Regions from separate parts of the Homo sapiens genome. Here region 1 is linked to region 2. A link is an interaction called in ENCODE POLR2A ChIA-PET data of the cell type or tissue named here. Cell type or tissue: PC-9. All regions are shown on one strand. Links, peaks and the distances in the headings refer to the core of each region. The heading gives the core; the rest is flanking DNA. Region 1 has its middle 350 kb from the start of ROCR. Region 2 overlaps LINC00673 (long intergenic non-protein coding RNA 673).

The links. ChIA-PET counts read pairs that join two places held together with the same protein. Peaks named below come from ENCODE experiments on the same cell type or tissue, not always from the same donor. Only the 100,000 strongest peaks of a DNase experiment are listed, where the experiment ranks them.
Region 1: POLR2A ChIA-PET joins it to region 2 with 6 read pairs; 2 of 35 experiments call an interaction of 5 or more read pairs at or near these places.

Annotation. Positions count from the first base shown.
Region 1 is chr17:71,667,229-71,682,930 of GRCh38, forward strand. No RefSeq gene overlaps it. Among named protein-coding and RNA genes, the nearest start is that of ROCR, 350 kb to the right of the region's middle. In PC-9, for the core only: no CTCF peak of the experiment used is centred there; no DNase peak of the experiment used is centred there.
Region 2 is chr17:72,471,077-72,486,778 of GRCh38, forward strand. The region is part of intron 1 of LINC00673 (long intergenic non-protein coding RNA 673); the gene reads right to left. Among named protein-coding and RNA genes, the nearest start is that of LINC00673, 110 kb to the right of the region's middle. RefSeq lists an enhancer at 5,265-6,178. In PC-9, for the core only: a CTCF peak has its summit at 6,870; a DNase peak (open chromatin) is centred at 6,705; H3K4me3 peaks cover 383 bases; H3K27ac peaks cover 1,912 bases.

The DNA.
Region 1 (15,702 bases), core at 4,419-6,918, 800 kb before region 2:
ATTTTGGGCATTATGAAGGATTTAAAATTAAAGAAAACAGGTTTGAATAAAACCTCATTATTAAATTACATTTGAGTGGCAGCCACCATTATTGCAAAGCGTAGACTCTAAACATATTATTAGCATCAAAAAATGTTTGTTTTGTATCTTTGTATTAATGGGAAAATGCAGTAAACATAAGTAGAAGATTTTCTATTTGGGGGAAATTCTCAAAAACAAAAAAGGATAAATTAGTAGTACCTTAATGGAGGTAAGCTTTCTCTCTTGGCATCTATCAAGCACTTCTTGCCCCACTGTCAGTATGATCAGCTCTACCCAGCAGAGACTCCAAAAGAATAGAGAGTCTCAAGAAAAATAAAACTGCCTTCTTCTGGTCTGGAACATTGGGTGCTTTCACATTGATCTTTTGTTAGTGGCTTTTTAAAATTTCTTTCTTTTTTTAAATATAAAAAGGTAAGAATGCTGATTAACTATGTGGGTGACAGATATTTGAAAAGACTTCATTCCAATAACTCATCAGCTTTAGTGTTTTAAGGCATTGCAGAAAAAAAAATGGATAAAAGAGGGGTAAATACCAGTGGTTATACCCGCATGTCCTCCTGGTGATGAGAGCAGTTGCAGTGAAAGCCAGCCAAGCCCACAGGGAAAATACCAGGTTGATTTGAACATGGCACAAAGTTGAGTTCCAGAAATCAATTCCTAACTCCCTAGTAATTCAAAAATTGGAGGCTGCCTGTGTGTAGAGAATGATGTGGTATCCCTCCCTCCCAAAGATATGACATTCCCTTTTCTAAAACCCATGAGGTAGGTGCTCTCTTGGGAAACTTTTGGAAACATAATGTTATGCTATGGGTAGAAAGGAGACATGGACTACTATTCCTGAGCATGTGGAAGAACTATATTCTATATAGTGCATGAAATAGCAGTTTGGGCAGCGCCATCTAAGGCTAAATTGATCCATATGATTGGAATTTTGCCCAGACCCTTTAACCAAAGGGGGGGAAAAAGGCATCATTTTGAAATTAGCATTATCAATACGGTAATACATTTTGAATGCTAGTTTGGCCTGACATAGGAAGTGATGTAATAAGGGAGAGCTTACTGCCCCTGCCCCTTGAACAGGAAATATTTTCCTTGAGGAATAGAATACTTGAAAACTGCAGATTGCATTTTAATATTAACCAGATTTCTACATTAAACATGATTTCCGAGAACAATTTGATTTTTCTTTTTTTTCCTCTCTCTTTACCCCCACTGCACCCCTCAAGCAAGTGATCAGAACTGCACTCAACCACAGCCAGCTCCTGGAATGGACCCAGGGCTGCCTGCAATTTAAATGTCAAACTTGGTGCCATTGAGTGGTGGAGAATCACTCAGCAACATGTGTCACTCATTGCTGCCCTGCCAATCGTTATTGTTTCTTGCTGCTTTCAGATTGCTACAAATTCTCTCCCGGTTTCCTTGATTATCTCCAAGTGTGAAAATTTAAATCTTGTTTCTTCTTCACTCTGTTTAAGATGTGTAAGCGTAATCACCTTCTAGAACAACCAAGGAACAACAAGAAAATTACCAAACCTGTCTTATATTTTGAAAGGCACAGAATGGAATTTTTTTAAGCTCCTAGAACTAGTTTCTGTAACTAACTGCAGAGTTGAAAACCCTTTTAACTGGCTAAACATACCTATCCCCAGTGGACATATACACAAGAATACTAAGCTACCAAAAATGGCCTCTCTCAGGGCAGACTTGACAGCAGTGACAACCCCTGATTGGTTAATGGAAGCACTTCAGGATTTATCAGTTGTGATTGCTTTAGTCTTTGGCAGCCGGTAAAATCATAAAATAAAGACGATTTAACCACAGTTGTTCAGGGACAGGGGAGGTGGTTGAAGCAGGGCTACAAGTAATGTGCTGTCATTCTTGATTGGTAGAAAGCAGATGGTTGTGAAATGGGGGCCACAAAGGAGGATGAATAAGGAGACCAAGAATATAGAATTGCAAGGCAATAAACCCAAAGCATGGGTACTGGATTCACGCAATGGCATTCATGAGGTTGATAATTACAGCCTTATAAGATAATGCAGGATATATGGTAAGCAATGGTTATAAACAGAGTTTATATGGCTTTGCATAGGTAAATAAGAATTTCTACTAAATGGGAAAAGTAAGGAATTAGGAAAACAAAAAGTAACCGTGAAGTCACTCTAAGCATCTAGGAATATACCACACTCCCAAAAAAGCAATGTCATAAGCAAAGGAACACATACAGCAAAACTGTTAGTATGTCCTCACTGTCATAAAAGTGAGGAGCACTTTTATGTGCTCCTCAATAAAAGTCACAAATGGGGCAGAAAGCAGTCATGCACAGTAGGTGGCATTCACCTGAAAATGACATTACCCTCTCCCTGCAGTGAGAGTTCATTTCTTCAGCAGAGAGAAATGTTTTAGACAAGACCTCTAGCTCTTGGGCATTAGAGGTTCTTGAGAGAAAAATAGCACAGTTATTAACTCTTTATCTCAATGCAGCATAAGTGTCTCAGAGCCATATCATCTCCTTCTCTATATTCACATCCTCAATCTGGCTTTATGAAGGAAGGAAGAAATCTAACATTTATAGAAAACCTACTATGTATTAGACTGTTTATTCTATATATTAAATTTTATTACATCTTATATCCAACAACCCTCTGAAATAGACATTGTCTCAACTTACAAAATGAGTAAACAGGCAGTTTATCTTCTAAGATCACAAGGCACAAGATATGTGTGTGACGTATTCAATCACAGAAGCAGAATTTGAACTTAAGATTGCCTCAAAGATGTGTGCCCTTTTCATCATATCACATCTGCTACTCACAGGAGTCAGTTCTCAGTTTGAGCTGATATCTGGCGTTATCAGTGAATAGCACTGGGCATCTGTGATTTATTTTTCTCAGCTTTTTCTCATTGTACTGATCCAATATCCAGAATGAGTCTTTTGCCCCAATATTCCTCCTTTAATCACTCCAGTGTCTGGGCCTGCAGTCAAAGTCTTCTGCTGATCCCCTGGTCCACTTGACTGAAGACCTGCCTGTCTATAACACAGCATCATCCTAAGACCTTCATTCTTTCTTCTATGCTAGTAGTTTCTGCAAAGTAGAGCTAAACCTTCAGGATGACTGCTTCTTGCCTGACTCTTCCACTGATTTGTTTACTCCCATATACTGAACCCACTCCTTCACAAACACACCCAATTTGGAAGACATTTTCCTAATTCTAGAAGCAGTGGGTACCTGTAGATGATGTTCTATTAGAGCTTCTATAAGAACTGCAAAACACGTAAAAGTGTTTTTAGTGGTTTTACTTTCAACTAGGAAAACACCTGAAGCAAAACTGATGGAACAAAGGCGGAAAAAGACAAGTTTATAGTTATAAAGATTTCAGTGTTCCCATTAATTGGTAAGATAAATAGATGGAAATTCAGTTGGTTACAACATTATCAATAAATGTCATTAATATCTACAGAGAAATAAATTTCAAACCCACAGAGTACAAACTCTACAAGTCCACACGAACCAGTCACCAAGATAAACCATATGATTGGCTCTAAAATAAGTCTCAATAGATTAACAAAGATTAAAATCAAACAAAGCATATTTCCCAACTACAACTGTAATTAAATTAGGAAATAATAATAGAAATATTTCTGCAAAATATTCAAATATTTAGGAATTAAAGAACATGTTTCTAAGTAACTCATGGATGAAGAAAAATTACTGGCTATAGTAAACATTTCTGATTAAGTGAACATGAAAACACAACATAAAAATCCATGAGATACAGCAAAAGAAATGCTTAGAATGAAACATGTAGTTTTAAGTGCACCTATTATAAAAGAAGAAAGGTCCAAAATCCATGATACACACATCACCTTAAGAATCTTAAAAGAATAAGAAAAACAAGAGGACAAAATATAAGTTGCAGAAATAATAATCAGAAAGAAAAATCAATGAAAGCGTAGCAAGGTAATTTTTAAACATGAATAAAATTGATAAACTTATGCCTTAACCGATCACTAAAGATTAACGAAATCAGGATTAAGAGAGGGAACATCACTGTGTTACATATACTTTAGATATTAAAAGATAATAAAAAGTATAATAAAGAATCATACTAACGAATGTGAATATTTAGATGTAACAGACAGGTACTTTGAAAATCAAATTGGCCAAAACTGATGAAAGAAGAAACAGACAGCGTAAATAATCTTCTGTCTGTCAAAGAAACTGAATCTGTAATTACATATCTTCCCCAAAAAAGGATTCAAGTCCCATAATGTCTTTGGGGTGAATTCTATCAAGGATAGAACTGTTATTGTTTCTCGCTGCATTTAGGAATAAAGTAATCCTATGCACATTTTTTTTAGGATAAAAATGAGAAAGCAACATTCTTCAACACTTTTTGCAGATTTTGCACTGATAGCAAAACCATAAAAGACATTGCAAGAAAGATTTGTAGATCAATATTACTCATGAATGTAGAAACAAAAGTTCCAAATAAAATTTTAGCAAATTAAATTAAGAAATATTTAAACTTGATGATGTACCACCATCAAAAGGTATTATTATCCCAACAATGTAAAATTGGTTTAATTTTCAAAAATCAGTTGATATGCTTCACCACGTTAGTAAAATAAAAGGAAAAAAAAAAACCTATGACCAACTCAGTAGATACAGAAAATAAATTTGACAAAATTAAACATTCATTTGTGATAAACACTTATAGTACATTAGGAATAAATAGTATATTTCTCAATTTTATGAGGGCACCTACAGAAAATCTTTAGTTGATATCAAACTTACTGGTAAAAGACTCACAGCTTTTTATCTAAAATCAGAAACAATGCAAATATGTCCATTTTAACGACCTCTGTTCAACATTGTATTCCAATTCCTGCCCAATGCAATAAGACAGGAAAAAATAGCATACAGACTGGAAAAAAAGCGACAACACACTCTTCACTGATGACATGATCACAAACACAGAACTCCCAAAGATAACCTACAATAAAGCTATATGAACTTAATAAGTGTCTTTATCAGAGTCATAATATATAAGGGTAATATAAGAAATTTCTATGAAAACTGCAGGAATGTTTCATACAGCTATTTTTCACATACTTTGAATGACGGACTATGAGATGCTGGAAAATTCACTTTAGGGAGAATCAAGATATCTAGATAAATACAAATTACGAAAGACATCCTCTCTTAATGAGAATTGAGCCCGCTCCACAATGTACATCACTTGAAACCAAACTCTCTCTCTCTCTCTCTCTATATATATATGTATGTGTATATATATGTATGTATATATGTATATATACATATATATATCTTATAGTGAAGTTAAAACTAAGATATAATGATGAGCCAAAGTTATTACCAATTATGAAAGGTAATATCATTTTCAGGTTGCTGAAATGGAATTCCAGCATATAAGACATTAATTGCCAATCAGAAGAGAGATGCCATATATATAAAGAAGCTCTGGACAGAAGATTAATACCAGGAGCATCGAATCACTTCTTAAGCTAAGGCATCTAACTTCACTTTAGCACCTGTAATTTGTCATTATTATTTAGCCATGAAATGAAAAGGTGAGCCAAATGGTATGTGCCTTCCAGTGGTAAGTTTATGTTGGAATGAGATATTGGGCCACCGGAGCTGCTAAAATATGTTTTAATGAATTCATAAAGAAAATCCAGACACTTAAAAAAATAACAAGGCCTACAACAGTGTATTTCAACAGGTTTGCTAAAGGGGAATCAATATTTTTCCTTGAGACTTACTTCCTCTGATTCTGTATTGCAAATATAGACATTGTAAAATGAAGAGATCATTGGTTCCATCTTAAATACTAATGAGTCAAAGGCCAGAGTTTTAAATTTAAGGCCTAGATTTGTGATAGAGCTGCTTCTCATACAGGCGACTTTACCTCATACATTCCAGATTGTGCATCAACAGGAATTATTTTTCATATGCTCCCTAAGTAAATAGAATGACAAATATACACAAAAACTTTGTCACAAAGTTAAAGAATTATCACAGCTCTGAATAAATTACTATAATCACATAAAATTATTATAACTGCAAAGATGTATTTTTTTATTAAACTTCATGTGACAATGGTTAATGATTGTCCTGAAAAAAAATGCTAGGTGATACAGCTACTAATAATATTAATAACAGTCTACACTTTACTTTTACCATGTTTACTATGGACAGTATTCTTTGTTACAATGCATCCAATCCTCCTAACAACCCCAGGAAGAATGTATTATTATTTTCTCCATTTTGGAGGTGAGATAATCAAGGTACAGACAGTTTAAATTGTTGCCAAGGTCATTTAGCTAGTAAATGGCATGGTTTCTTTTCATAAGCATGTTTGTCAGGGTTGAGATTTATAAACAAGTGTGTCATACTCTAAAGACCGAGCTGTTAAACACTATGATATTCTGTATTACAAACCAAAAAAAAGTAAAAGTATCTAGAAAAACCAGACATTCTGTAGTTTTTCTCCCACCCTGAAAAGCTTTGTGCACAAAATATAATAAGGTATTGTGGAAATATGAAATTAATCATAAGTAATTGTTTAATCTTTTAGTTATTAGAATTTGCCATTTAAGAACCAAAGGCTACCACATAAACAAGTGACATAATTTTACCAAAATAGTCACATAGAAAACAAAGTTAAAAAAAATAAGAGAACTAAATAATAGTCCATATCGTTGAAGTAATTAGAATGATCAACTCTATTAAAGTCTATGTGAAAACACACAGACACAAACACACACACACACATACACACTATCCTTTCTTGTAATTTTTTGAGTTGGTATACCAGAATTTCAAATAACTAAGCTTTTATACATCACTGAATTCTAATCAAGGAATAAAAAGGTTCTAAAAATCGCCTTGAGGAAGTGAAAACCAAACAGCTTCTAAACACATTTAGCAGTGAGAAAAGCGGCTTTCATGGTGAAAACAGTATTGGGGTGAATATGCAGGAAAAAAAATCAGCTAATGGCTAACTGCCGCAAAGACTAATAATTCCTGCAGAATTATGGAGAAAAAGCTGAAAGGATCTCTGAAGATATCTGAATTCCTCCCTCCCTTCTCCATAGTACCAGGGATCCTTAATCCAAACCATTCTAGATAGAAGGGTCTCTTCTTTATTTTAAGGAAATATCCGGAGTCTCCAATTTCAAAATTGCCCTCACTCACATATTTCGTATATTTCCTCCGGCTTTTGTAAATCTCTCTCTTTCTATTAAGTAAATCTAACTTTCCCATTTGAGTACTGGGTTTGGAGAATGAGTATTATGTAAGCCTTCTCTTTTTCCCTATCCAAGAAAATATTCAGAGACAAACAAAGTTCCAACAGAGCGCCAGAGAAATAGCTCTACATCTTGCTATATATGTTGCTACATCTTGCTATATATCTGGAGATCCTTGTCCACCACCTTTTCCTACCCATATCAACTCTCAAACAAAAAAACATGTTTGAGCACACAAATACACACACACACACACACACACACACACACACACACACAGGCCTTCCTCAAGGAGCTTTCACCCAACATACATTCTGGGATCATTCCATTCTAAGCTAGTCCCATTTTCTTTCCCAAGTGTGATCTTTGAAACACAGAGCACATTTTTCATATTTATATATGGTACTTACTAAATATATAGATTCCATGGTTCCTTTACAGGCCTATAGAAACAGAATGTGTAGGGCTTGAACCCTGGAATCTGTATTTTTTTTTTTTTTTTGAGACAGGGTTGTGGAGTCCTAAGGAGTTAAAAGAAAACTGAAAAATGGACTTAGCTGGCAGGGACAGAAACAGGGATAGAGGGGAACAAATGTTCCAAGAAATGGGGTCAACTGCAAATGGCTCACATGCACGCAAGCATTCTGTCTGCAAGCATTCAGCCTAAGCAGCACGATCTTCTAAAATTCTCCTCCAGCCCCTGCCTCTTGGCAGACAGCCTTCTTTCCGCTGTCTTGCCCGTTGCTTCCTTGCAATGTCTCTCTCCCTTTCCTCTAAATAAATCTGCTTTTCTAAACTCACTATTGTCTTGGCAAATTCCTTTACTATCCTTGTGCCAGCCTCAGACAGTCATTGACCACGACAAGGGTCTCTATTGCCCAGGCTGGAGTGCAGTGGTGTGATCATGGCTTACTGCAGCCTCTACCTCCTGGGGCTCAAGCAATCCTCCCACCTCAGCCTCCTGAGTAGCTGAGACTACAGACATGTGCCACCATGCCCAGCAAACTTTTTTTAAAATATTTTTTGTTGAGACAGGGTTTGCCCAGGCTGGTCTCAAACTCCCGAGTTCAAGTGATCTGCCCACCTCGGGCTCCCAAAATGTGGGGTTTACAGGCATGAGCCACCATGCCTGGCTGGAATCTGCAATTTTAAAACAAGCTCTTTCTGCAATTCTTACAAAAATTAAAACCTGAGAGATCCCAAGTGAGCTTAACATCAGGCGTCAAAGGCTCTAGTTTAGAAAGGCTATTCTTGCTTTCTGGCAGGAAACTAAGGTGCTCAGACAACTGAGTGCCTTTAGTGAACGGTCCCCCACTGTTCAAATAATGCCAGGGTCTCAATCAAGAGCAAGGTTCAAAGATACCTAAAATTGCCAAGATATGCACCCTTTATTAATCAGCTATGTATTAAAAGTGAATGATGCTCTCTCACTGAATACTCTGGTTCACCCAAAACGCCAAAATGCCAATGAATATCTCAGGAAAGAAGATAGCTCTTTTTTGAGGTTCTCCTGGCTCCCCTTGACTTTGTGGAATTTCCATCTGAACATAACATGTATTTTTGTTAATAATAATGAGGAAGTCCCTGAAACTTTTGATTCTATGTCATCTTTAAAGGAAACATTTGGCTTTCATTAGTATTTAAGCATAGTAATGCAAAGGATAATATACATGAATTGGCTTAACTATTGGACATCTCTGTCAATTCTTAGCATACTAAAAATGCGAAAGGATTTATCTTATTGGTTTTCATATTCTTCAATACGCCTTATTATTTTTGTGACTTTTCTTGAACTTACAGACTTGATACAAAAACATCTCCCAGCATGTAGAAATTTTATCATTTGGGGGAAAATATATTTTAATATATCTCCAGTGTTATGCAAATCCTATAGTTGGGGCATTGAATAATTACATCTATCCATACTTTTTTTTTTTTGAGGCGGAGTCTCGCTCTGTTGCCCAGACTGGAGTGAAGTGGTACGATCTCAGCTCACTGCAACCTCCACCTCTCTGTTTCAAGCAATTCTCCTGCCTCAGCCTTCTGAGTAGCTGGAATCACAGGCACCGACCACCACGCCCAGCTGATTTTTGAATTTTTAGTAGAGAAGGGGTTTCACCATGTTGGCCAGGCTGGTCTCGAACTCCTGACCTCAGGTGATCCGCCTGCCTAGGCCTCCCAAAGTGCTGGAATCACAGGCGTGAGCCACCATGCCCAGCCTCTATCCATATTTTTTTTTAACCAAATTGCAAGGTATTGATCATATTATCTAAACTACATTAGAACAATGGCACATGTCCAAAAAAGATAAAGTAGTGTCATTTTCCCCCTTTATATGAACATTTGTATAAACTTTACCAAATGCAAATTAATCTATAGTGACTTTACATGTTTTAAATGTAAAGTCTCTTTCTCTGAAAGAGAGTGGGGGATAGGGATGAGTGGGTAAATAGGTGGTTGCATTGGAATTGAGTATAAAAAAGCACAAGTTTGGGAGTAATAGAAACATTGATTATTTTGATTGTTGATGGTTTCACAGGTGTCCGAACTAAATAAAATGTACAAATTAAATACATGTAGTTTATTTCCTCAATAAAGTTGTACAAAAGATGGATGGAAAGCTATGTAAAGTATTATTTACAAGCTAAATCAAACAAGGATGGGTTGATTACAAATTTGTCTTTTTTGCATATCTTTTTCCCCACTGGAATCAGAGTACTTGCTCTTATGTCAAAAGGTCATCTCTTATTACAAATATCAAGTATGTTCCAAAGTATGCAAGTCATTCAAACAGCAGAAGTGGGAAAGAAAGAATCCATCTAACAGATAGTGTAGGGAAAGTATCTACAGGGTTTTAATCTAACTTTACAAAAATAAACAAAGACTGCACGTATGTTTTGAGCCTTGGTTTCTGGTAGAATGGTAGTGCTAATTATAAAATTAGGGATTTGGAGGAGATTTTGGTTGAGTTTGGATTTAAAATATGTAAAGTCTGCAGAGTCAGTACGACGTGTATGAAAGCAGTTGGAAATGTGAAACTGTAATAGAGGGCAGCTGTTCCCATTCCTGCTCTTCTATTTAATATTTTCATATCTGTTTAGAGTAGCGCTGTCCAACAGAATATTCTGCAATAGTGCAAATGTTCTATCTCTATACTATCCAGTAGGATAGTCACTAGTGACTGTGACTATTGAACATTTGAAATGTGCCTGGTTAATAAATAAACTTTAATTCAAATTAGTTTAAATTCAGTAGCCACATATGGCTAGCGGCTACCATATTAGACAGCATAGATTTGGAAAATCATGACCCATTCAAAATCCCAATCTAGGAACTTCAGATAAACCAATCTAACTCATTTTTAAATTTTCCATTAGTTCTTTATTGAATAAATATTAAATGCTTATATTGTTTTGTGTATTATTGTATTCCCACCATTTAGCACAAATAAGGTCTTGCCGTCATGAAAGTTTTGTTCCACTCTGTCCCATTGGTCACCAAATCAAATTCCAGAAGTTGGAACTTCTTTCAACTTTACCTTCCTCATCTCTGCTACTTTTAATAAAGTCACAAGGTCATTAAAATTCATCCAAAAGGGGGAAATAACCTAAACATTTTGTTTTAGTTGTTGTTGTTGCTTGGTTTTGGTAGTGCAAAATGGAAATAAACGTTGCATTTCAACCAGTTATTGTGATGCCATGTTAGAATCCCTAAAACTAAAATACTAAGTATTGGTTTCTCAAGCAGAAGTTATGAAATGTTGAAGGCATCATGTCACATGATGTCTCCCTCTTTTCCACTGCCAAAGATCTGCTGATAGTAAGTATTGGTTGAAATACACTGCAAAATTTGATTCAGCCATCTGATTGTTCATGCTGATATATGTGCATTGGTTTTATGTATGTCTGTATTTAGGTATGTCTGTGTGTTGCTGTAGTCTATAGTGAAACAAGTATTTTTACCCAGGTATAAAAACAAACCAGTCGGGGTGGCTCTTGCCTATTATCCCAATACTTTGAGAGGCCAAGATGAGAGAATAGCTTGAGCCCAGGAGTCTGAGACCAACCTGGGCAAAATACTAAGATCCTATCTCTACAAAACATTTAAAAATTAACTGGGTGTGGTGGGCGCATGTCTGTAGTTCCAGTTACTTAGGAGGCTGAGGTGAGAGGATCGCTTGAGCCCCTGGGGTTGAGGCTGCAGTGAGCTATGATGGTGCCACTCCTCTCTAGCCTGGGCGACAGGGTGAGAACCTTTCTCTACAAAATAAATAAATAATAAAAATAAATAAAAGATAAAGACATCCTCTTACAAAGGGGAAAAACACGTTTATTTGAAGTGGCCCAAATATTCAAATACTTAGTGAAATTGTCCATTATATATATCTGAAGTTCTGAGCAACAACGTGAGCGGTGTACGTTTTTCCTGTGCAAACTAAGTAGCATACCTTCTGAAATGTTTTTCAGTAGAGATTTCCTTAATTGGTCATAAAGCCTTTGTAAGCGGACTGAAACTTTTTAATTAGCAAAGAATGGTTTCAAGTCATGGGTGAGGGGGGGAAAGAAACTTGTCAAAGACTTTATCATGTGATCACAAATCTATCCAGAACTGTAAATTTGTCAGAGAAACCCACTGAGTGACCCTGAGGGAAACCAAGTACATTTATGAAGGAAACATCAACCCCATACGAGTGTCAAAAGGATAGGAAATCAATATCTGCAAAGTCTTTAGACTGTCAAAAAGACATACTTTTGCCTTCGTTGGCTCTGACTCCTTGGGATACCCAAAGGAATTATTAGAGACTCTGAACAGCAAGCCTCATTACCATAGATGTAATAAAGCTTATTTTCTGCCGACTTCTTGGTTATCACTATTTAAAAGTGGTGAAATGCTGATAGTCCCAATATTCTCATGAAACGTGGAGTAGCTAAATCTAATTATTGAGTCTAAAATTGCTAACTTCCTAGCAAACCCAACAGGAATTACATGAATGACTATTTTCATGCTTTTAACGAAAAGCAACTTGTTATATTAAAAAAATTGTTATAGTTTAAAGGAATAGGAGAAAAGATATTTCTGACCTAACACTATTGAAATAACATCTAAATAATTTATCCTGATAGGTTGCAAATAAAAATACCATAATGTTCTGTAGCACTGAATTAGCTTAGCATGTGGCTATGTGTGTAGTACATCAACCAGTATTTGACTATGCCTTTTGTAATACAGGGAACAAAGTAAGAAAGAACACCGGTCATCTGGAAGAAATACAGGATCCTCAGGAAACACTGAGAAGATGACCTTGCCATGCCTATCTTCAGATTCCAAGACTCGAGTTACTTTATCATTATCTATCCCAAATCCTGGACACAAAGGGAAGGCACAAAGTAATCTGCCTTTCCAGAATCCAAAGGGATTCTATTGCTCTATCACCAGGGTGCTTTAATTTCCATCATGAACAAATGGTGCTTTGAAAGACTGAACATCTAATTTGTTGACTGTTTTCATTAGTGTGGTTTTCTTGGTAACCAACATGGGAGAAGTAGTTGTTTGGGCCTCCGAGACTGTGACTAAGGCAGCTCATAACAAAAGATGGCTCTATGCAGAGATTTTGTTGTTGTTTTCATTTCTATAAAAATAGTTTCTCTCAATAGCTGCATTGGATGGACTTTTTGTCATAGTTTAATTTTCCCAGTCTTCCCTATTTATAAGAACGTCCTGGAATGACTGCTAAGTACAGATCACCAGACCCTGCCCTGCAGATTCTGACCCCTAAGGAGGGTCTGGGATTCCGAATTTTTAGCGAGTGTCCCTTGTCTGAGAAACATTGCCCTGGGTCACCGTCCTGCTGCAATCAACTATCCAAAGCAAATGTTGCTGCCAAACGATAGAACTTGGATCTCAGCAAGTTCACGAAATCCTGATAGCATCTTAGTTCCTCTCACCTTCTTTCCAACTTTCATGGTCTTTAAGAGATGTTTATAGAAAGTTGTCCATCTAGCTGTCGTTACAATAGGAAGCTGGAGAAACTTGTACCATGGTCTGTTAAAGTTGTCCTTCTCATTTAGAATTATATTCCATACTTCTGACAGACGGCTTCAGAAACAGCCTGATCATCTTCTAACTATTTTAACATTGACTTGGCTTCTGTTGTTCAGGAACCAGACTCCAAGGTGGAGATGTGCATGCACTAAGTTTATTGGAGAGCTCCTGGGATATCTTTGAAGGAATGAGAGGAGCAGGAACAGAAGAAAATGCTGAACAGCAAGCATTGCAACAAAGGCATCAGCTGATCTCAAAGAGAGCTGTGGGACAGGAAGGCCCTTCAGAATTGTCCCCAGCTCTGCCAAGATGGCTACGTCTTTATTCTTCCCTACTGATGTTTTCTTGGATGCAGGCTCCCCTTGGGGTATGACCTTGGGCAAGGCAGTTATCTTCTTCAGAGAGCCATCCTCAGAGGGAATTCAATCATGATCCATCAGCAGTCAACTCCAGCTGGGAAACAAATTAGTTCTGAATGTTGTGAAGACAAGATCTGGGACATGCATCACAATGTCTATTACAAAAATTGGCTATTGGGTATCGAGTCCAATCGTGCTCACCTTCATTCATATCTGGTTGCTCTATGTTTCAATAAGAAAACAAATAATCTTGGGGCCATGATCACCTTTGAGAAACCTAGGACACCCTAAACACTTTAAGACAGATGATTTAACACATTTTCAATGCACAATAAGAAGGAGGGTCAACATATTGTAGCACTAAGATGTCAGGTTTCATTAGAGTTAGTTGTTTCAGGAAAGCAAAGGGAAATAAAACACAGAGAAACACTAACAAAGACTCATATTACCAGCCTCTTAAATACACTGACCGTATATTGGTATTTTATATTGAAAAAAAAGGAAATGTGCATTTTGTGTATTTCAGTGTATCAATACTCTCATCCACTAAGGCCTCTCATCAACCATTTAGTGGTCAGACAATCCCACAAATGAGAAGTCCAACCAAGCTCACTTCTGGAGTTCTTATGAATTTCAGGTGCTGTGTGCTGGCCTTTCATAGTGAACACGTCACAGGGTACTAGGCAAACACAGCACCAGTCTACTGCTAAATTGTCTGAATCTCACATTTTCAACTGGAGAAAATCATGCTTAATTCAAGTGTCAACAGAGGTCTTGTTTAACCAAGAAAAGGAAGACAGTGCAATCTGTGCTCCAGTGTTGCCTGTGAAGAACCCAGTGTACGTTTTCTGCTGCCCTTCCTGAAGTGGAAGATCTTTAGAAGTAAACCCTGGCAATTGTGAATGGGAAGTAGGATAAAGCTCATCTACTTGCATGTTCAATTCGAGCGCAGGCAACACTATGAACTTTGAACATATATGGCCATTGTTCTGGTAAATGGTAAATGTTTGATGAGCCAGAACCCAAATCTAAGTCAACATGCCCCCAAAGAGAACAAAGGTCATCAGGCCTTGCTGCTGATTAACTCATGCTAATCACTGATCTGATAAGAGGTCTTGATAATTAATCTCAATGTCAGTTTTCATTTCACTTGGAAATTGCCACTTTCTCTTTATTCTATTTGGGGAAAAAGGGATAGCTCATCTCAGAAGTAGTCTTCTGTCATTCTCATAGTATGTGCTCCTCAACAAAGCATGTTCCTTTTCACACTTTTCTTCCCCACACTAACAAATTTATTCCTCACCACTGGCCTTTCCGTTGACTATTCTCACTTGATCTGAGCATCAGTGGAAAAGGAAGCAAGAGAAGACTATGACCCTGTTCACTGCCCCAGAGCCTTCTTCCCTATCCTACTGCTGCAGTGACACAAATCACATGAGACATGATCAACTTTAATAAATGGTTGCAATAAATAGAAATCACAACTTAGTGACAATTTTCCCCTGCTATTTTATAAATATATTATAAGGAAAATGTAACCAAGAAGTCACACATTTTGTAGAGTTCTTCATCTACATCCCTGCTTTTGAACTTCTCATACCTATTCATAGGGTCTGAGCATTCTTGTGAAAAATCTTTTTTCTAAACTCTGCTGTGTGTCTTTATGACCACCATTCAAAAGTTTTACCTATGCACTTGAGTTGGTTTTCTCCCAGGGTTCATTCCCACCACTTCACCCAAATTATTTTTACCCAAGACTGAGCTATTTTAACTGGAACAAAAATCAAAAATAACACTCTTGTTTTATAATTGGGGTCAGGAAGGTGAAAGTGGTGGCTCATGCTTGTAATCCCAGCACTTTGGGAGGCTGAGGCAGGTGGATCACATGAGGCCAGGAGTTCGAGACCAGCCTGGCCAACATGGTGAAACCCTGTCTCTACTAAAAATGCAAAAATTAACCAGGCATGGTGACTGCACGCCTGT
Region 2 (15,702 bases), core at 5,363-7,862:
GGATCATTCAAGATCTCCTCAAAGGTAGAGGGGTCTCAAACTCAGCAGTCTGCAGGACCAGGTAGCAAACAGGAATGTAGCTTCAGGTAGCTTCAGGAACCAGTTACCAAACAGAAATGAATGAAGCTGGCTGGACATAAGAATTAACTAGAAGGTTAGAGAAACCATGATGAACCCAAGGCACTTTGCAACTCACAAAGTCCATAGCCAAGGGAAAACCCTGACTCAGAGTCCTCAATGGGCCCACTTTTTCAATCAAAGCCGGAGATCCAAAACTTCATAGGAAATATCTACCATCTCAAAAGTGGCAGCTAACTCAAACCATTTTAGCGCCAGGTATCAGTAAAAAACACACCCATACCCAGGCCTCTGGACTGTTGGTTTGTGAACTCTGCCCCTAAGGAATGTCTTTCTGGTTGAGAGAGCAGTTAATAAGACAGAGATGCAAGGTCTGAGATCCTGAGGTTATGGTGACCCTTGGGTCTGAAAGAAGCTTTATAGAATAAGATGTAACTTTCTCTCTTTTTTTTTTTTTTTTTTTTTGAAAGGGAGTCTCACTCTGTCATCCTGGCATGACCTCGGCTCACTGCAACCTCCACCTCCCAGGTTCAAGTGATTCTCCTGCCTCAGCCTCCTGAGTAGCTGGGATTATAGGCACGTGCCACCACACCTGGCTAATTTTTTGTATTTTTAGTAGAGACTGTGTTTCACCCTGTTAGCTAGGATGGTCTCAATCTCCTGACCTTGTGATCCTCCTACCTCAGCCTCCCAAAGTGCTGTGATTACAGGCATGAGCCACCGTGCCCGGCCGATGTCACTTTTCTAAAACTGAGGTGATTTCAAACAACTTACACAAATCCAGTTCTTGTATCCATGGTGCCCAGACAGCAGCTTGGGATATAGAGTGTTCTGGGGAAAACAGGCAGCAGAAACAAACCAGTCATGTTTTTCTAATGAAACCCTTAAAGTGCCCTCCTTAAGTCAGTCCGGTTCTGATTTTAGAGTAATAATGACGACAATAAATTAAAGAGAGGAGTCCTAGCAGTTTCCAGCCTGAAGTTGTTCTCTGTTGGAACATCCTAAAATTCAGACAGACATAAGTAGGAGAAATGACCCTAGTTATCAGGGCCAGCCCATCTCCACTGCACTTTGCATCCCGTCCATAAAACAAGATGATTTACAGATACAGAGGGAGGGACCTCTCGCTTCCCCTCTGCAAAATTTATTCCTCTTTAATGAGCTGCCATGCCTCTCCCTTCCTTCTAATCTCTTCCTCCCCTTGTTTGCTCACCCTCTTCTGCCTCTGCCTTTGCCTCCTCCAAGGGAGAGTCAGCGTGTCCAGGTGGCAGGATGCTACTGGTAGAATAAAATGGTTTAGGAACAAAAGAAACAAGTGAAGTTGGCAGAAGGAGGGAAGCTATCTTCAGACTGAAGAGGTTGGACTGGCAGATGTGGGATTTCCTAGGACCCACCTGGCTTTTATTGGGGAAAGAAACTTATTAAAGTGAACTATCCCACCTCTGGTGAAGAATCAGAATGCAGTGCACAGTGGCCAACGGGGGATGGGAGAATGGCTTCCCATAAGGGAGACACAAATGATTTCTGCTCCTTGCACACAGCTTTGGGACTAATGGGGACCAGGATCTATAATCAGACACCACTGTAATAACCCCACATGCTTACCCTTTCTTGCTCCCACCTCCCACTTGTCTTCTCCAATAAGTAATCACCCTGAGCCCTGGAGGCAAGAGGTTAGAAAGTGAGAGAAGGGCTTGAAAGTTACATGCCTGTTGATGAAGATTCCTGCCTTGGACTATGAGAAGGTCTCCTCTGGAAGAGAGTAAAAAATCCCTCAACGCAAATAATAAAAAACACTTTTTTGATATATGAAAAAATGCTCAACATCATTAATGATCAGGGAAATGCAAATCAAAACCACAGTGCAATACCACCCTACTCCTGCAGGAATGGCCATAATAAAAAAATCAAAACATAATAGATGCTAGTGTGGATGTAGTGAACAGGGAACATTTCTACACTACTGGTGGGAATGTAAACTAGTACAACCACGATGGAAAACAGTGTGGAGATTCCTTAAAGAACTAAAAGTAGATCTACCACTGGACCCAGCAATTCCACTCCTGGGTATCTACCCAGAGGAAAAGAAGTCACTATCCGAAAAAGATACTTGCACATGCATGTTTATAGCAGCACAATTCACAACTGTAAAAACGTGGAAACAACCCAAATGTCCATCAGTCAATGAGTGGATGAAGAAACTTTATATATATATATATTTTTTTCATATATATATTCACATATATATTCATATATATGAATATATATGAATATATATGTGAATATATATGTGACTATATATGTGAATATATATGAATATATATGAATATATATATGAATATACATGAATATATATATGAATATATATGAATATACATGAATATATATATGAATATATATGAATATATATGAATATATATATGAATATATATGAATATATATATGAATATATATGAATATATGTATGTATATATATGAATATATATGAATATATGTATGTATATATATGAATATATATGAATATATGTATGTATATACGCATATACGTATATACATAATGTATATACGCATATACGTATATGCATATATGTATATACGCATATACGTATATGCATATATGTATATACGCATATACGTATATGCATATACGTATATACGTATATGCGTATATGTATATACGCATATACGTATATGTATATATGTATATATGTGTATATATGTATATATGTATATATGTATATATTCATACATATATGTATGAATATATGTATGAATATATACGTATATATATATATGAATGATGGAATACTACTCAGCCATAAAAAGGAATGAATTAATGGCATTTGCAGCAACTGGATGGGATTGGAGACTACTATTCAAAGTGAAGTAACTCAGGAATGGAAAACCAAACATCATATGTTCTCACTCATAAGTGGGAGCTAAGCTATGAGGATACAAAGGCATAAGAATGACACAATGGACTTTGGGGACGCGGGGAAAAGGGTAGGAAGGGAGTGAGGGATAAAAGACTACAAACTGGGTGCAGTGTATACTGCTCAGGTGATGATGCAAAAAAACTCACAAATCACCACTGAAGAACTCACTCATGTAACCAAACACCACTTGTTCCCCAATAACCCATGGACATAAAAATTACAAAAATAAAACACTTCTTTGTCATACTTCACAAAGCTCCTTCATAGCCATGAGCCCATTTGGTCCTTTTAACAACTTCTTCTAGGTTAGTATGACTTCATCTTATGAACAAAGGACTAGGGCTCAGAGAGGTTCAATGACTTGGGCCAGGTCACACAGCTCGCTAGTGACAGTTTTTCTTACTCCAAGTCTAGAATTATTCCTACTTAACGATACCTACCCAGGTTGCTTGGGATCAGGAGACCAGGAAAGGAAAGGAGGAAAAAAAAATATAAAAGAGAAAAATGCAATATCCATGGTTAAAATAAAAGATGCAAAGGTCAAATGGAATTTTTGAAAGTACTTCTCAGACAACACTGAGAAACAGCCAAGCATGTATCCTGCTAGGTCTTATTTTTCTTTTCAACAACAAGATATTTTTTCCCCCTCTGCATCCCAAAATTATGTTGTCTCTCTTCCCTTCAGGCCCCAAATGCCTTTTAATCTTTGCAACAACTCTACAAGGAGGAGAGGGTTGGGGCGGAAGACTGTCAGGCATGATGGACTCCAGATTGCCCATAACTTCATCAGAGACCCTCTGCACAAACTCCCCAGCGGCCAAGTAACCCAGATGGCTCCTCTGGGACTGTTCTCTGAGTGAGACAAGGCAAAGTCAAGATTGTGCTGTGGTCTTCAGGCTCCAGACCCCCAGGTGCTCAGAAAGAAGGGTCTCTGTGGACTGGGTCTGTGTGTTGCTTCACGTGGATCCAGGACACACACCCCCACTGCCAGACAGACACCTGTGGCCATTTGACTGAGTTTGCTGGAAGTGAAATGAGGATTTCTGAAGAGTATAGCCTGGTGTGAGCTGTGAGAATCTCACAGTACCGGGGAGAGCCTGTATGAAGATAGAATTGAGACCAGGTGACCTGGCAAAAGGGCTCCACCCACCCTGAGTAAACTTCAAGGCCAACCCACATCTCAGACCTGGTAGACCAGTAGGCTGGTCTCTCTCTCTCTCTCTCTCTCTCTCTCTCTTTTTTTTTTTTTTTCCTATTTCTCCATGGGAACTTCCATGAAAATGTGCTGACTGCCTCTGACCCTACTAAAAACAATGGGAAATTCCAAGTTTTCACTTTTGCCTCTTGAAGTTGCAAGGCAACTTACCTTGCAACATCGGGAAAGGCTGGTTCATTATACTAGCCTTAGAGATATAAGTACTAGGTCCTAAACTGGACCCTAACCCGAGCTTTGCTCACATAGAGGGGAAGGCCTTGGAGAGAATGAAATGAGACCCTTACGGGGGAAGCGCACCCCCTCCCTTAAAAGACTCGAGTTCAGACATTTAGTTTGGGAGCTCTCAGCTCCCGTTCTCTCCCTCCTGGGTTGCTCAACCCTCCCTCAGGTACCCAGCCTGGATCCAGGTCTGCCCACAAGGCCCTGGAAGGTGTTAGCTGATAATCAAGGCAGTCATTTAACCATCTATCTGCCTAAGTGTATACAACTCCTCCCAGGGACCTCTGCAGGCTAAGAGAAGGTTCTTTTTGAGAAAAAAAAAAAAAATGTTGCAAATTCAAAGGAAAAATGCTCTGATGCAGGGTTTCCCCATCTTGGTACAACTGACACTCTAGAGTGGACCATTCTTTGTTGAGGGGGCTGGCCCTGTAGGATGGTTGGCAGCGTCCTTGGCCTCTACCCACTAGATTCCCAGAGCACCCCTCTCCCCACAAAGCTGTCACAACTAAAAATGTTTCCAGACATTGCCAAACGTCCTCTGCAGGGCAAAATTGCCCCTGGTTGAGACCACTGATCTAATGGCAGAAGTTGGTACAGAGCTGAGAGCGGGAGGACCCATTTCTGAAGCCCCATCAGATAACCACCTGGGCAGCTGCCCGGCCAGGTTTGCCTGCAAGACTCTGATCACAGAGCATTCTGGAGACCTCGAGGTGAGGCAGCAGAGGGAACAAAATGGCCCTTCTACCTCGGAAGCAAAGGCCAAGGCAAAGTCAGGTTTCCAGAGCTCTCAATCCTTGGCAGGGGCAGGGGAAGGAGACGTCGAAGGCAAAGCCGGACTCAAACGTTTCAGAGAAACCAAGGGCCACTTCCAAAGTCCTTGCCTTTGAATGGAGATGGCTTGTCTCACTGCTGTTTTCTTTTCTAGTCCTTCTTTATTCACCGTGGTTAACTCCTCCTCTCCCAAGGTGTCCGTTTGTCCCTCCTAAGGAAAAGCCTCCTAGTGTTTGTCAGTCTAAGAGGAAAGAGAAACCTGAAAAGGCCTGGGCTGCTTTTAATTTACCTGGGCAGGTGTCTGTGCAGCCTCTGAAACTATCCTGAAGTTGGAGTCCAGCTGGGACCCTGATTAAGATGCAGAGAAAACCAGAGAGGAGAGGAGAGGAGTGAGGTGGGGGGCGGGGGCGGGCTGATTAATTGAGAAAAACACAACCATGCCGTGTTTGAATAAGATTGCCCGGTGGAATGCAGAGCCCTTTTTTGTGTGCTCATTCGTTTGAAACAAAAGCGAATAGAGGGAACTACAAAGGGGTCAGGGGGAGGGGAGAGCGGCAGCCAATGGATTCCTGCGAACAGACCTCGTGTGGGGGGACGGAGGCGCTACCTTGGCAGGCACTTGTCAGGGCAGTCACGGGCATTTGCAGATGAAATCTTTTCCACACAAGTCCTTAACTTCATTTTTCATTCCTATTCTACCATGAGGAGTTCATCTCCAAAATTTAATCATTTAAACTTCCTCTCTAGACCAGCACGGTCCAGGACAGAAGCCTCTGGGCAATGAGCCTTAGAAACATGGCAAGTCTAAAACTGAGATGTGCTGTTGAGTGTGAAATACATGCCTGATTTTCTACATAACGTATATTTTCTCGATAATGCATATCATCTCCCTAATACTTTGTTTTATATCGATTGCATGTTGCAGTAAGATTGGGGATATACTGGGGTAGAGATCAAATATATAACTGAAATTGACTTCATCTGTTTCCTTTGTCCTCCTTTCGGTGTGGCTACCAGAATGTCTGAAATCACCTGCGTGGCTTGCGTTTTATTTCTCTTGGACAGCACTACTGTAGGTGGATGATTCTGGGTAGCTGGTCTCTCTCTTCCACCCTCCCTCCTGCCCTGGATTGCAGACCCTCCTCAGATTGTCTGGATCCTTTCCATGAGTATATCAATCTTCATTCATTTGCCAAAGACAATTTGCGTGCAGAATTTTTTCTGCACACAAAGCACTACGTTGACATCTATAGGAGACCCCCAAATGAAAATAAGACTTTTGGATAGGAGGCCAAGGCTCCGAAGAACCTGACAAGGCCCCTTAAGAAGCAAGGCTGAGAGAGCCAGCCCCAGGGCTCCCACTGACAGAGAAACAGCGAAGCCTTCTCCCAGGCCTCGGCTGCCATATTGGACTGATTCCAACTGAGCAGCCGGGGAAGGTTAGTTTTCATTTCACCTTCCACAGAGAAGTGGCTTTTCTGGTTCTGCTTATCTTCCGGGTGACGCTAACCCTGCCACCTGTTGTCCTTCTATAGATCACAGCTTTTTTTTTTTTTTTCCCCCTTCTGACACAAGGATTGTATGGTTTTGAGAGAAGACCCTGTGTTTGAGGAGATGGGGTGTCAGGTCCTGGCCACCGACCCAGCACCTTCACTGGCCTTCAGCTTTGGTTTATGGCAGGCCCAAAAGAAGGCAATGGGAAGTGGTTAAGAAGGGCATTCTCCCAGGACTTTGGGAGGCTGAGGCAGATAGATCACCTGAGGTCAGTAGTTTGACACCAGCCTGACCGACATAGTGAAACCCTGTCTCTACTAAAAATACAAAATTATCTGGGCGTGGTGGCGGGTGCCTGTAATCCCAGCTACTCGGGAGGCTGAGGCAGGAGAATTGCTTGAACCCGGGAGGCGGAGGTTGCAGTGAGCCAAGATCGTGCCACTGCACTCCAGACTGGGCGACAGAGTGAGACTCTGTCAAAAAAAATAAAAAGAAAGAAGAAAAGAAAAAAAGCAGCAGCAGCAGCGCTTTCATGGGCAGGCACAGTGGCTCACGCCTGTAATCCCAACACTTCAGGAGGCCGAGGCAGGCAGAGTGCTTGAGCTCAGGAGTTCGAGAACAGCCTGGGACACATAGTGAAACCCCCCTCTCTACCAGAAATACAAAAATTAGCCAGATGTGGTGGCATGTCCCCATAGTCCCAGCTACTCAGGAGGCTGAGATGGGAGGATGGCTTGAGCCCAGGAGGCGGACTTTGCAGTGAGTTGAGATCATGTCACTGCATTCCAGCCTGGGTGACAGAACGACACTGTCTCAAAAAAAAAAAAAAAAAAAAGAAAGAAAGAAAAAGAAAAAGGAGGACATTCATCATCCCAGCCCACTGCATGGACTTTGAAGAGTATTTTCATCCAAAATGTCCAAGTTAAATATCAGTGGTCGGTATGATCTAGAAGAGGGGTTCTCAATGGAGAAATATTGACCCCCTCTCCAACGGGCGTTTGGCAGCATCTGGAGACATTTTTAGTTGTCACAATGGGGAAGGTGTACGCTACTGGCATCCACTGAATAGAGACCAGGGGTGCTGCTACACATCCCCCCCACCAAAGAGAATTGTCTAGCTCAAAATGCCCATAGTGCCGAGGCTGAGAAACTCCAATCTACAATATGGAGGAGACCAGTATCCTCCAACCCCCACCACCACCAAGCCAGAGCTTGCTCTAATCTCTGGCATCAGGAGTATCCATCCTCCTTCAACACTACCTTCCAACGCACCTGGGAGTGAATCCAGGAAAACCTGAAGGATCAGGACAAGAAGAACAACAGGGAGAAGAAAAACAGCACAAACATGATTAAATCAATTAGTCCCGCTAATTACCAAGTGTCTAACTTAGCACCTGGAGCAACAGCTGGGGTTGCACAGAATTGAGCAAACATCATCCCCAACTTGGGCAGGCTCTGGGCATACTGACTTGCTCCTCCCTGCCTTCTTCTGGCAAAAGACTTTGAGTGAGAAAAGACTAAGCAATAAAGTCCTAGAGCAGAGTGACCGCCCTCTGGAGGCAGGTTCAATGCCACAGCCACATCAGGTGCACCTGCCCACCCCACTGAGGACATTCCCCGAAGAGACAATTGCACAAGGCAGTAACACCTCCTCTTGAGCTGAGGTCCTGGCTTCCCAAGCTGCTGACGTCTGCAAACAACCTCCATCAAAAAGTCCAGGGAGATCTCCCACCTCCATCAGTATTGCTCACCCTACGCTTATGAAATATGCAAAGAGAATGAGATTGCCTCTTCTCCCCACTCTGCTTGAACTCATTCTACTCTGTTCCTCTGGGTCTGTGTTTTCTCAATTTCTCAATTATAAAAGACCTGTCATTTGTTCTACAAGGTGCTCCCACAAAGACCCACAGCCCTGCATCTTGATGCTATGATTTCCCTCCTTGGAAGTGGCTGCCACTGCAAAGTCTTACCAGAAGCCCGCTGAGCTGGTAGCCTCCCCCAGCCACTCAGTGGCTCCACACTACCACAATGCAGTAACCAGACCCTGTTGCACCATGCATCTCACAGCTGCTTCCTCCTTGTCACCACTGAAATGCAGCTGTCCACAGCCACGTGGCTGCAGGTAAGGTCCTCCAGGATTCCACTCAGGGACCACATTTAATTTTGATTTAATACCTGCTGTTGAAGTTATTCTCCCAGGTTCCATATTTTACCTGGTTAACTGGTGGCTCCCAAAAGATATGTCCACATCCTAATCCCAAGAAGCTTTGACTATCTCCTTATGGGAAAAAGGGTCTTTGCAAATGAAATTAAGGATCTCAAGATGAGATCATCCTGGATTACCTAGGAGGCCCTAAATCCAATAACAGGTGTCCTTTATAAAAGAGAGAGCAGAAGACAGACACACAGAGGAAAAGGCCATGGGAAGACTGATGTGATGCCACCACAAGCTAAGGAATGCCTGGGGCCTCCAGATGCTGGAAGAGGTAATGGAGGATTCTTCCTTGGAGCCTTTGGAGGGAGCACAGCCCTGCTGACAAGCTGATTTTGGACTTCTAGCCTCCAAATTCTATATTTGTGTACTTGGATATTATCTATCTCTCCCATTTGAATATATGCTCCTTAAGGGCAGGGGCGTGTTTGCTTATTTACTGCTAAAACTCCAGCAAGGAGAATGCCTAGCATATAGTTAGCTATTAAAAATATCTGGTTGGGGCCAGGCGCAGTGGCTTACGCCTGTAATCCCAGCACTTTGGGAGGCGGAAGTGGGCAGATCACTTGAGGTCAGGAGTTCGAGACCAGCCTAGCCAACATGGTGAAACCATGTCTCTACTAAAAACACAAAAACTACCCAGGCATGGTGGTGGGTGCCTGTAATCCCAGCTACTTGGGAGGCTGAGGCAGGAGAATCACTAGAACCTGGGAGGCAGACAATGCAGTGAGCTGATATCGCACCACTGCACTCCAGCCTGGGCGATAGAGCGAGACTCAGTCTCGAAAAATAAATACATAAATATCTGGTTGGATGAATGAAGTCATAGTCCATATTTTCAAAAGCAGAGATAGTCTAGAACATGCTACTATATCCTAATTCTGGAGCATTTCTGCAAATAAAAAAACTCCCTGCATCTTCCCTTTGGGTTACCAAGGATTTTTACACATATCACACTGACCCCCCTGAGAAATCTACCCTGATTTGTCTTTTGGGGAAAAAAAAAATGGGAATTTTCTCTGAAGGGAAATTCCTGTGCTCCTGGTGGATAAATAAAGCACATTGCCTGAAATGCCCCTAAATTTTTAATAAGTGTTTTAACATCATTTATTACATCTCCCATTGCTAGCACTTTCTTAAAGAAACACAAATTAAGAGGCACAGTAGGTGAACACTTGGGGAAGGGGATGGTTCCTCAACAGGCAGAGGTCATGCTGAGGAGCAAACTGATGCTCCCCAGTGTTGGCCAAGTGGATGGTCAACACTGAGATTTGCAACATCCCTGCACCTGGGGATATTCATAACGTTGACATCACAAACAAGACCTCTTCTTTAGGGACTCCAGACCAAAGAAACCTCCGTGTAAAGGAATGACATTCCTTGGTCGATGGGTAGCTCAGCCCAGATAAGCTCAACAGGACCCCCAATAACTGGCCATAGAGCATGCTCTGGTCTTTCCAGAAGGTACAAATGGGGCCCTCCCTCTTCACCCTTTCCTAAGATTTAGATGTGCTAGTAACATCATGGTACTTTTTGAGGTTGGGATAATAAGTAAACAGAAGTCTTTTAAGATTTTGATGCAGGGAACATTAACAGGAGACAGAATTTGGAGTAGCAGGAGAATTTGAAAATGTTAAAGAAACTTTGTCCTTCCAAAGAAAGCCAAAAATATTATTTGCACTTCAGTCTGCATTTGTCTGGAATGCTTACAAAACTAATTAATATGGTGGCTTCTTTTTTTTGAGCTTCCAGTTAAAAATTGCCGACTCACCATTTTGTTTTCCTGGCCCGGGGACAATGTCTGAAAAAAAGCTCTTCCCTCCAGAGATAGAGAAAAGAACAAAATGAGCCCCTCTCTGCTAGGGAAGGGGAAGGGATACCTCTAAGTAGAGCACATTTTAACATCTGCTTTAGGCTGAAATGGTACCACACACACCAAAATCCACCATCTCTCATCACATTTCCCATGGAGAACTCAGCCAATAAAGGAAGTGACATCTCAGGTGTTGGTCCGACAGCCATCCCAATTATAAAAGCTATCTCCATTATAAAAGACCTGTTATTTGTTCTGCGAGGTGCCTTTTGCCCCAGCTGTACACAAAGGGCAGCAATGGCATAAAATGATGACGCTGGAGTAGTGACAGCCGGAATGTCGCCATGACAGTCAGAAAAGGTTGAGATGACCAACTAGCATCCCTCCCTGGGCAGGCAGATGAAAAAGAAAAAACTCAGTAAAAACAAAGGTTGGATCATGTGTTTCTTAACTCTTTACCAGTTCCAAAAAGAGCTAGGGTGCCTCCCTTGCTAATAACAAGAGGAAGAGCAGTAAAAACAGTCATGAAACACTTCCATGAGAGGGGCATCCGCCCTGGACACTCCACAGGCATCCTTTTACCTTCCCACTCACCAGCGCCAGCCTCAGGAGGGGGCATCATGGTCCCGGTGCTAGAGATGAGGACTTTGAGGCTCAGATGAATGGAACAGCCATTTGCAATGAAATTATTGTTTGGTACTGCTGGGTGCTGTATTCGTTTGTTCTCACATTGCCAGAAAGAAATATCTGAGACTAGGTAATTTATAAAGAAAAGGGGTTTAGGCCAGGTGCAGTGGTTTACACCTGTAATCTTAACACTTTGGGAGGTAGAGATGGGTGGACCACTTGAGGTCAGGAGTTTGAGACTAGCCTGGCCAACATGGTGAAACCCCATCTCTACTAAAAACACAAAAATTAGCTGGGTATGTTGGCACACGCCTGTAGTCCAGCTACTCAGGAGGCTGAGGCAGGAGAATCACTTGAACCCAGGAGGCAGAGGTTGCAGTGAGCCGAGATTGCATCACTGCCCTCCAGCTTGGGCAACAGAATGGGACTCTATCTGGAAAAAGAAAAGAAAAGAGAAAAAAAGAAAAGAAGGAAGGAAAGAAAGAAAGAAAAAGAAAGAAAGAAAGAAAGAAGAAGAAAAGAGGTTTAATTGGCTCACAGTTTCACAGGCTGTACAGGAAGCAGGAGGCTGTCATCTGCTCAGCTTCTGGAGAGGCTTCAGGAAACTTATGATCATGGCAGAAGGCAAAGGGGAAGGAGGCCTGTCTTACTTACATGGCCTGAGCAGATGGAAGAAAGAGAGAGGAAGGGGCGGGTGCTACACACTTTTAAACAACCAGATCTTGTGGGAACTCGATCACAAGAACAGCACTAGGAGAATGGTGTTAAGCCATAAGAAACCACCCCATGATCCAATCATCTCCCACCAGGCCCCCTCTCCAGAACTGGGGATTACATTTCAACATGAGATTTGGGTGGGGACACGGATCCAAACCCTATCAGGTGTCAACTTGGACAACCCAAGATTCTTCAAATATTTATCCTCCCCAGTTATCCTGAAGCTGAAGGCATTCATTCGCAAACACTTTTACCTCACAACCTCTTCTGAGGATCCCACTCATTACCCAGCTTTTCCCTATACCTCTCAGCATTGCCAGATCCCATCCCCAGCAACGCCTATCCCCTGGGAAAGAATTAATGCAGCCAAAGTTTTGGAACCCACGGTTCTCCAAATCCCACACTTTGGCATGAAAAATGGTCAATGTTTCTAAGCACCCTAGGGGTATTTCTCTTGCTATCATGATGATACAACCAGAACGTAGGCAGGACCACCAGTCACACCCATCCAGGAGCCCACCTTGGTGACCCACAATTTAGCACCCCTATTTTCATTCCTGGTCAGTTTGTCCAAATACGAAGCCAGGATCAGCAAAGTTCTTCAGTGAAAACCCAGAGAGTAAATGTGTTTGGTCTGGTCAGCCACACGATCTCAGTCGAAACTACTCAACTTTGCTGCCGTAACTCAAAAGTAGCCACAGAGAGTATGCAAATGAATGTAAGTGGCTGTGTTCTAATAAAAGTTTATTTACAAAAGGTGGCAGGCTGGATTTGGTTCATGAGTTGTAGTTTGCCAACCCCTGTATTAGACTGTAAGCACTCTGAGGTGAGGGACTCCGTCCTTCAGTTCTCTGAGTCTTTTTCAGACTTTGTCCAGAGTCCTGCTTAGACAAGGGACTTTGCGAATGTCTGCTGCCTGCAAGGAAGTTCCCTGGGGATCCACATGGGAAGAGAGAGTAGTGGGAAGGACAGAGGCTTTAGAATCACATACACCTGGATCCAAATCCCAGCTCTGCCACACAGCAGCCATACATTGTGGTTTCATTGTCCTGAACTTGAGTTGTAAAATGAGAAGAGCACTACCTACCCCATAGAATTGTGAGATTCAAATTAGATTAAATGTTGATAACTTAAAAATAAAACATACAAGGAGTGCTGAGAAAGTAGGCACAAGGTTAACATATGGCTGGGGAAATTTTGGATAACCGTTTTGAAGTCTGTCCATCTATCTATTTGGGGTGTCATCTATCTGTATCAAGGACTATTGAAATATACATGGCCAGGCGCAGTGGCTCACGCCTGTAATCCCAGCACTTTGGGAGGCAGAGGCGGGCAGATCATGAGGTCAGGAGATCGAGACAATCCTGGCTAACACAGTGAAACCCTGTCTCTACTAAAAATACAAAAAATTAGCCGGGCGTGGTGGCGGGCGCCTGTAGTCCCAGCTACTCAGGAGGGTGAGGCAGGAGAATGGTGTGAACCTGGGAGACGGAGCTTGCAGTGAGCAGAGAGTGCACCACTGCACTTCTGCCTGGGCAACAGAGCAAGACTCCATCTCGAAAAGAAAGAAAGAAGGAAGGAAGGGAAGAAAGGAAAGAAAGGAAAGAAAGGAAAGAAAGGAAAGAAAGGAAAGAAAGAAAGAAAGAAAGAAAGAAAGAAAGAAAGAAAGAAAGAAAGAAAAGAAAGAAAGAAAGAAAGAAAGAAAGAAAGAAAGAAAGAAAGAAAGAAAGAAGGAGAAAGAAAGAAAGAAACATATTTCTCCTTATAAAAATTTATCTCAACAAAATAATCACGGATATACGCACAGGTTTTGTTACAAGGATGGCCATTGCAGCAACGTTTTTAATTTTTGCTACTTTCAACAATCTAAATGTCCAACCACAGGGGATTATTTAAATTAATTAAAGTACACCATGCGATAGAATACCAGGCAATTGAAAATGCTGTAGGACAGCAGTTCTCTATGCACGGTCCCTGGACCCTGAGAGTTTCCTGTACCCTCTTCTGGCAGGGAGGGCAGTCTACAAGATAAACACTACTTTCATAATAATATCAAGATGCTGAGGTCAGGAGTTCGAGACCAGCCTGACCAACATGGCAAAACCCCGTCTCTACTAAAAATACCAAATTAGCTGGGCGTGGTGGCACATGCCTGTAATCCCAGCTACTCAGGAGGCCGAGGCAAGAGAATCGCTTGAACCCAGGAGGCAGAGGTTGCAGTGAGCCAAGATCGCGCATTGCACTCTAGCCTAGGCAACAAGAGCGAAACTCCATCCCCCACACCGACCAAAAAAAGGAAAAAAAAGATGTTATTGCCTTTTTCACGGAGTACATCTGCACCAATGGTCCAAAAAAAATGGCAGGTATAATTATCAACACTTTAGCATGAATGAAGGCAGTGGTGCCAAACTGCTACCCCACACTCACAATAAATATATATTAATGCAAATTTCACCTAAGAATATCCTTGGTGATGCAATAAAAATAGTCAATTTAATAAATCTTGACCCTTGAGTATGTCTCTTATTTCAATACTCTGTATGACAAAATGGGAAGTGTGCATAAAACGTTCCTGGCACATAGTGGAATATGATGTTTGTCTCAAGAGAAAGCACTTAGGGGAGTATTAAGCTGCCAGCAAAACCAGCTGCATTTTTCACTGAACACCATTTTTACTTGAAAGAACTGACAGACAAATTCTGGGTATTCACGCTTGGGTATCTGGCAGACATTTGCTCGAGAATGAATTAAGAAAGCCTGCCATTTCAAGGGAAATAATAACGGTGAAGGATGATACAATTTGAGCTACAATAAAGAATTATAATTTTTAAAAATTTGTCTTCATCACCATGAACTTGACAGATTCCCAGTTCTGACAGACCTCTCTGATATCGAGGGTGAGGTTAAAGAATGTGATTCTTTGACATTGTAAAATGAAATGTATTTATATTTGGAAGATCTGTATAACTTAATTGAATTAACATTTTCCAAATGACTAATAAATGATGTTTCAAAATCTGGCATGGGTAAAAGATCCATTCAAAGTGCAAGGCTGAATAAATATTAATGTAACAGAATAAGAAAGTTCATTAAAATGTTTTTTTAAGTTTACATTGCAACCACCTTTAAAAAGACTACCATTTGTCAAATTTTTGTGAAATATCAAAAAAATGCATAATTATCTGAAAAGGCTATGAATATACTTCTCTTTCTTCCAAATACATGTCTGATTGAGGCTGGATTTTCTTCATATACTTTACAACAACATGTCTTTATAGATGGAATGCAGACACAGATTTCAGAATCCAGCTATTTTCTCTTAAGCCAGACAATATAGAATTTAGCAAGAATATAAAAAATCTTACTCTTCTCACCAATTTTTGTTTTGGAAAATATAGCTATCTATCATAAAAATATGATGTTAACATGCAATTGATTTATCATTATTTTAAAATAAATATTTTTTATTAATTTTTCAATTTGAATTTCTAATATAGTAAAAATCAGTAGTTCTGACCAACATAAAAAAAAGCTCTTTGAGGCTCTCACTAATTAAAAAATGCAAATGAGTCCTGAGACCAAATGTTTCAGAATCTCCATTGTAGAAGAATATTTAACA